Linked DNA regions of Homo sapiens: region 2 is linked to region 1. A link is a loop called in an ENCODE intact Hi-C map of the cell type or tissue named here. Cell type or tissue: endothelial cell of umbilical vein. All regions are shown on one strand.

The links. Hi-C counts contacts between places; a loop is a spot of excess contacts. Peaks named below come from ENCODE experiments on the same cell type or tissue, not always from the same donor. Only the 100,000 strongest peaks of a DNase experiment are listed, where the experiment ranks them.
Region 2: a loop joins it to region 1, with 4 times the contacts of the local background. A loop is called at or near these places in 1 of 110 quality-filtered maps.

What each region holds. Positions count from the first base shown.
Region 1 is chr2:182,129,859-182,133,858 of GRCh38, forward strand. It overlaps a transcript of PPP1R1C not described here. Among named protein-coding and RNA genes, the nearest start is that of PPP1R1C, 150 kb to the left of the region's middle. In endothelial cell of umbilical vein, no CTCF peak of the experiment used is centred here; DNase peaks (open chromatin) are centred at 2,373, 2,943 and 3,573; H3K27ac peaks cover 1,970 bases.
Region 2 is chr2:182,180,318-182,184,317 of GRCh38, forward strand. All of the region lies in intron 13 of PDE1A (phosphodiesterase 1A), which reads right to left. Among named protein-coding and RNA genes, the nearest start is that of PPP1R1C, 200 kb to the left of the region's middle. In endothelial cell of umbilical vein, no CTCF peak of the experiment used is centred here; a DNase peak (open chromatin) is centred at 2,354.

The sequences.
Region 1 (4,000 bases):
AAGCATAGGCAGATACTTTTGCTAATGAGGCTAAGCTGGGAAGAAAACCCTGAGTTCTACTTTAATTCTTGGGCATTGACTTCAAACTAAGATGACTTATAAGAAATAAAAGAAGTAAATTTGAAACTTTAATAAAAAAAGTACATGGTTCATTTAAAAATGTTTCCTATGTCTAAATCTATATTTTAAAAATAACCTTTATCATGTAAAATGAGAGAATTGCTGAGTTTATGACAATCTTAGGTATAACCTTTTCTTAAAGAACAAGGCATCAATCTTTAATTTGTTTCCCTTTCTTGATTTCTCATAAGTTGCAAAATAAAAATAAAAATAATTTCACAAATTGTTCATTATTATTATCCTCCCTACTTGCCCCAGGATTTAAGTACTAACTTTTACTTCCTACTCTTAGACTTTGTATTGCCAAAGAAATAAAATATGAAAAAGCATAATCACCCAGACCTACCTGCGGAATTGTGGATTATGCTGTAGATATTAGATCATTGAAAGGAACAATATACTACTTAATGAGGAGCCAAAGACAACATTCTACCTGCTGCTCCCTTCAAGCTGAGGAATGAGTTTAATTGACTTCAAAGTCCCATTATTCTCAAAAGTAGCAAAGGTACAACATGGCTTTGCATGAATCAAAGGAAGGGAACAACAAGAACTTAAAAAAATAGTTTGCAGATGGTTGAACATCTCTTTAATAATTAGAGAAGAATATCTTTTCTTTCTTTATTGTTTACAGATACCAACATTTTTCAAAGCCTTGCAGTAGATGAGTGAGTCTCCTGTTACATTTCTCCTGCAGCATATATTCTGTGGATGTGTTTTCCTAAGCAGACTAATTATATGTTGCTCTCTTCTTTTACCCTAATGAAACATAGATTTTTCTGTTTTGAATTTGTCACTTGTTTGTTACATTTGTCAAGTGTTTTAAATATTACATTGGTCCTTTATTTGCTTTTGAGAACACCCAATAGTTTAAAAATTAAAATGACATGAAGGTCAATTCTAAGACAGGAATGATACTACTAAATCCTGGACTTGCCTATGATAACAAGCTCGAGCTACACACTTTTATTGTCAGAATAAATGGAATATATAGGAAGGAGTTAATTGGAACTGGTTAGTACCTAAATAAGATTTTTCAAAGTAAGTTTTTTGTCGTATTGGCAGAACAGTGTTAAAAAATAGACATTGTCATCATAAACACCCACAACTATATCTGTAGAAGATAATTTAATGCAATATTCTGGGGAAAATACAGTTGCCAAAATTAATCTCCTTGTTTTCTTTCATTGTGCAATGTGGAGTTAAATTTTTTTTCTATTGAGCAGTGTGTGTGTGTGTTTGTGTCTATAATTTATATATGTGCTTGTATACATTTCTATATACACATGTATGTGTATGCAAAATATGTATATATACACATATATATAAAATGTACACTAAATATGTATATATGTATATTCATAAAATGTTTTGCTGTATGGAAATAAAAAAGAAGGTTTCTAAAGGAAAGATAGAGAAGAAATTTAACCTGATTTCTATTAAATTAAGCACAGAGAAATAAAACTTTACTAAAGGGCCAGGTGCAGTGGCTCAAGCCTGTAATCCCAGCACTTTGTGAGGCCAAGGCTGGCAGATCACTTGAGGTCAGGTGTTTGAGAATAGCCTGGCCACATGGTGAAACCCTGTCTCTACTAAAAACACAAAAATTAGCCGGGCATGGTGGCATGTGCCTTTAGTCCCAGCTACTCAGGAGGCTGAGGCAGGAGAATTATTAGTCCCCAGGGTGGCTAGCAGGGCCTAGGGAAGCTGGAGATCCTGGGGTGACTGTCCCTGGCAGAGCTGGAGGTTGCAGTCACTGTCCCTGGAGTTGGAGGTTGCAGTGAGCCGATATCGCGCCACTGCACTCCAGCCTGGGTGACAGAGCGAGACTCCATCTCAAAACAAAACAAAACAAAAACAGAAAAACACTTTACTAAACAAATACCTCCCAAAGTTATAATTTCCATATTCTTGTCTGTTAGGGAGAAGCCAGGTGAGAACAGAGGAGGACATCCAGAGTAAACTGGACACAGTAACAGAGGTGAGGAGGTCCTCACAAAGGGTGCCTCCGGTGAAAAGAGAAAGATAGCCAGAGGGAGAGGACCCGAGGGAGGGCAAGGCCAGCTCCTTCCCTCTCCCTCTCTGGCCACACAACTTATTCTTAGCAGCTTCCTGTCCACTGCTGCTAAGTCATTTCCACATGAACGCGTCTTTTGCACCATGGCTATTTTCCTTTTGCCCCCATTTCTGTCTGAGGAAAGGTTTGATGGTGATTTCAGTGTTGACACACTCGACTTTTAGACTGCAGCTGACTTACCATGCTTGTTGAATGAGTCTGTTCCTCTCACATGGACAGTTTCCACTTATGAAAAGTCCCTTCCTTTTTCATTTCCTCTGCAGAAAGCTTGTTTTGCTAATGAGGAGTCCATGAAATTGGGGGAGTTTGCTGCTGTGTGTGTGTGTGTGTGTGTGTTTGTGTGTGTGTGTGTATGTGTATGTGTACATAGTTTTCCTCTTTGAGAAATTGCTATTGTTGCTTCTCAGTGCACCTGGATGTCTGAAGATATTTTTTATTTAACGAGCTGTCTAGGAAATACAAAGGTTACTGTTATTTTATCTTTATGTTGATATTTTTCTGTTTAATATTTGCATTAAAATTGTTCCCCCAAATAGAATATCTACATGATATAGCAACCAGTGAACAAATCAACATATCTACCTACACATATATATATAAATCTATATATTAATCTCTCTCTGTATCTAATTAATATATATGTATAATTTAGCCTTCCTCTCAAGCAAGGACATAAGTGGTAAATTAATGATAATATAATCTTTACTATGGAATGGCTGGTCTACTCTGCATGGAGCAACCTCTCCATCATGTGGACTTTTAAGATATTGCTACTAAAGTTAAAGCCATGCTATGCTCTTGAAACTGTAAATATCAATTAATTTTAAAAGAAAGGGGTGAAGCTCTAGGTAGGTTTTTATTTGTATAGCTCATATTATTTCTGTTTTTCTATGTGTCAGGTGATATTCTCAGCACCTTGTATAGAACATTTCACTTAATCATTCCAAAAGTACCTATTAGATAGGCACTTTAATTATTTCCATTTTATAGATGAAAAAATTTAGGCTTGTCCAAGACCACAGCACTGGTAAGTGACAAAGTGAAGTCCAAAATTGAACTGAAGGCCAAATTTCATGAGCTATCTTGGGTGAGATATTTCTTGCCTCAAGTCTTCCACATAAAATGTAACAAATTTAATGGTATCTGGATAAATACAAAATAATATTATTTTCTGTTCATCAAGGGCCAAAAAATGGGTCAGATACTGTCTGGACCCTTTAAATATTCTTTGTCATTATTTTACCATTCTATCAAAGTATTAATGGTTAAGAAATGTCTTCAGATTAGAAAATGTTACAGTTAGCAGCTACCAACCACCAATGACTAAGAATTAGTCATTATTGTTCTAAATCCTGTATGGTTCCCATTATTAATCGTCAAGGCTGTAGGAAATCAACTAGGAAATGTGAACTTTTCTTCTTAGCAAAGTTTAGGATTTGCTGTTATGAACATATCTCTACACCAGCAGACCCAACTCCCCAAGCATACAGACAAGAGAGAGATGAAGAGATCTTACTGTTTCTCTCACATAATTCAGGTTTGCTTTTAGTATGCTATTAAGAATTGATGCACTCCCCATTTGTCTGCTCTGAGAAAAAAAACATAAATGGCTTTTGGGATTTTGCAGATCTAAAGTGCTTGAAAAGTGGGTCTTATTTTGACTAAATTAACTGGAGATGTTATCTGAAAAGGACTGACTCAATCACATACCAAGCAGGACAAATAATAATACACTTTTCCTTCCTGCCTTCATTCATTTATTCACATCCATTTATTCCACAAATATTTACTGAACATTTACAGTGT
Region 2 (4,000 bases), 50 kb after region 1:
GAAGTAAAATTCTACTTATTTCTAATAATATGAAATTTTAGGTTGAAAAATTCTTATCTTTAAGAATGTTGAATATTGAATATTGTATATTGCCCTCACTCTCTTCTAGCTTGTAGGGTTTCTGCTGAGAGATCTGCTGTTAGTCTGATGAGCTTCCCTTTGTAGGTGACCTGACCTTTTTCTCTGGCTGCCCTTAAACATTTTTTCCTTTGTTTCAACCTTGGAGAATCTGAAAATTACGTGTCCTGGCGTTGATCTTCTCATGGAGTATCTTAGTGGTGTTCTATGTATTTCCTGAATTTGAATGTTGGCCTGTCTTGCTAGGTTGGGGAAGTTCTCCTGGATAATATCCTGAAGTGTGTTTTCCAACTTGATTCCATTCTCCCAGTCTCTTTCAGGTACTCCAATCAATCGTAGCTTCAGTATCTTCACATAGTCCCACATTTCTCGGAGGTTTTGTTCATTCCTTTTCATTATTTTTTCTCTAATCTTGTCTGCATGCCTTATTTCAGCAAGATGGTCTTCAAATTCTGATATCCTTTCTTCTGCTTGATTTATTCAGCTATTGATACTTGTGTATGCTTCATGAAGTTCTTGTGCTGTGTTTTTCATCTCCATCAGGTCATTTATGTTCCTCTCTAAACTGGTTATTCTAGTTAGCAGCTCCTGTAACCTTTTATCAATGTTCTTAGCTTCTTTGCATTGGGTTAGAACATGCTCCTTTAGCTCAGCAGAGTTTGTTATTACCCACCTTCTGAAGCCTACTTCTGTCAATTAATCTATCTCATTCTCTGTCCAGTCCTGTGTCCTTGCTGGAGAAGTGTTACAATCATTTGGAGGAGAAGAGGCATTCTGGCTTTTGGAATTTTCAGCGTTTTTGCACTGTTTCTTCCTCATCTTCATGGATTTATCTACCTTTGATCTTTGAAGCTGATGACCTTTGGATGAGGTTTTGTAGGAGGTCTTTTTTGTTGATGCTTTTGTTGTTGTTGCTTTCTGTTTGTTACTTTTTCTTCTAACAGTTAGACCCATCTTCTGCAGGTCTGCTGCAGTTTGATGGGGGTCCACTCCAGACCCTGTCACCTAGGTTTCACCAATGGAGTTTGCAGAACATCAAAGATTGCTGTCTGCTCCTTCCTCTGGAAGCTTCAGCTCTCCTGTATGAGGTGTCTATTGATCCCTGTTGGGAGGTCTCTCCCAGTCAAGAGGCGCAAAGTCAGGAACCTGCTTGAGGAGGCAGTCTGTCCCTTAGCAGAACTGGTGCACTCTGCTGGGAGAGTCCCCCTTGTTAGGGTCAGCTGCTCTCTTCAGAGCCAGCAGACAGGAAAGATTAAATCCGCTGACCCTGCGACTGCAGCTGCCTCTCCCTTCAGGTGCTCTGTCCCAGGGAGTTGAGAGTCCTGTCTGTAAGCCCCTGACTGGAGCTGCTGGATTTCCTGCAGAGATGCCCTGCCCAGTGAGGAGGAATCTAGAGAAGCAGTCTGGACACAGCCGCTTTGCTGTGTTGTGGTGAATTTTGCTTAGTCCAAACCTCTCAGTCTCCTTCACACTGTCAGGGGAAAACCGCCTACTAAAGCCCAGCAGTTTGCTTATTTTGTGCAACACTGTGTCCTTCATTCCTGTGGTGATTAGTTAAATTTTAACAGTTTTATACTGTTCCATAATATGTACATACTACAGTATATAAATCAATTTTACTGTTTTTTACACTTTATTTTGCAGTCATGAACAATGCTGCTGTGAATATTTTAGACATGTCTTTGATGCATATGCACAAAAGTCTCTCTGGGGTAAAAATACAGAAGCAAAATTGTCGAGAAGTATGGCACATGCATCTTTAAATTTCCTACAGAATGCCAAATTGTTCCATGAAATGATTATATAATTTTACCTATATACAAATAATGTGTAAGAAAACCAAAAAGCCTGGCATCATTTTTGATTCTTCTCTTCACTTTGTTTCCTACATCTAATCTGGTAACAAATCCTATCAGTTCAGCTTTCAAAATATCTGTATATCCAGAATCCAATCTCTTTTTGCTTACCCTCCTTCTACTCACACATACTGCCACAATCTTTACATATCCAGAAATTATAGACCCTCTCAACCATTACTACTTGGTCTAAGCTCCCATGTGTCTCCTGGGTTATGAACAACAGCCTTCCTTCTGATCTCCTTGTTTCTATTTTTACTACCCAAACAAAAGCACATTTTCCATTCTGTAGCAGAGTAATCCTTTTGAAACCTCAGTTCAGATCAATCAACATTTTTTCTCAAAACTCTACATTTGGTTTCCTGTCTTTCTCGGGCCAAAACCAAAGGTCAGGCACCACATTCCCCACTCATCACATTGCCTACATTATTCCCACTTGTCCAATTTCTTCCTGCTTCACTGCCCTTCTTGTTGTTTCTGGCATGTCAGGCAAGCTTGGCCTCCTAGATAATGTGGTAGCCAATCCGTTTTAAAAATTTGTTAACACCCACCCTCCCAGACCTCTCCATCATTCTCTTTCTAACCTCCATTGTGTATTTATTTAAATTATTTCTTCCTCAGTGAAGGCTTTCCTTACCAGTTTACTATATAGAAATTATCCCCAATTTCCATAGTAATTAGATTTTCTTAATCTGGTAATGTCTTTATTTTTCTTTATTTCTGAATAGTTTTGCTGGATTTAGAATTCAGCATTAGGGACACCCCTAGTTTCTATATAGTAGCCCTATAACCCTTATTTCTAGAACACATGGCAGAAACATAAATAATATAGTAATAACAGCTAACTCATATAGCGCTTAGTACTCTAGACACTTCTAAGCAAATTATATTAATAAACTCATTTAATTCTCTTAAAACCTATGGTGAAGAGGAATACTTCCTGCTATAGTGATGTAAAGAAGTCGAGTTTTTTCTCTTCATGAAAAAGCAAGTGTAAAACTGGACAGCATTAATAAAAACAACTATTCAATGACTCTGGAAATCAACCAAAGGGACATAATAATTTGAGAAACATTTATTCTTAAAAAATTGTTGGACATTCAGGTAAAAACAGCAGGAACCTGTGACCTTCTTGCCTGAAGTTACTCCCACTCCTCCATCTTCCTCTCCAACTCTGACCTGGGAATGGAAGCAAAAGCCAACTTTCCTGTTGGATGTGGTAGAATCAACTTGGAATGGGAAGGCAGCAAATAATTCTGGTTACTTGAATATAAAATGGTGAATCCACTTAGACTAGATGAGGAGAGCCCCAAGCTTTGTCAGCCTAGGGTTGGGGTCCAAGTTGGGGTAAAGGGTAAACCAGCAGGATTTAACAGAAAAACCCTAGAAATTAGAGAGCCATAGAAAGGCCATTTATAGTCAGTTTTAAAATTGATTTCAAAAAATTCAAGACAAGTTTTTTAAATATGTTTTTAAAATTAAAGAAAATAATCTTGAAGAATTAAAGGAAAATATGCTAACAATGAATGAAAATATAAAATATCAACAGAGAAATAGACATTATAAAAAAGAACCAAATGGAAATAATAAAATTGAAAAAAGTAGCTGAGATAAAAAGTTAATTCAGTGAAATCAACAGCAGGATTGAGGTGGCAGAGAAAGAAACAGTAAACTTGAAGATAAATCATTAGAAAGCAGCCAATCAAAAATGAATGAAGAAGGAAGGAAGGAACAAAAGAAGGAAGGAAAGGAAGAGAAGAAAGAAAGAAAGAAAGAAAGAAAGAAAGAAAGAAAGAAAGAAAGAACAATTAAAGAAATTGACAGAGATCCAGAGCATCCAGGACAATTTCCAGAATCCTAAGTTATGCATAACACAATCCTCAGAAGGAGAGAACAGAGAGAAAGAGGCAGAAGAAAAATATTGAACAAAATGACAGAAAGCTTTCTAAATTTGAAGCAAATTATTAATTTGTGGATTTAAGAAGCTAGTGAACACTAAGTAGAATACTGAAAAAAAAAAAGACCTAGATATATCATCATCAAATTGCTGAAAGTCAAAATAAAGT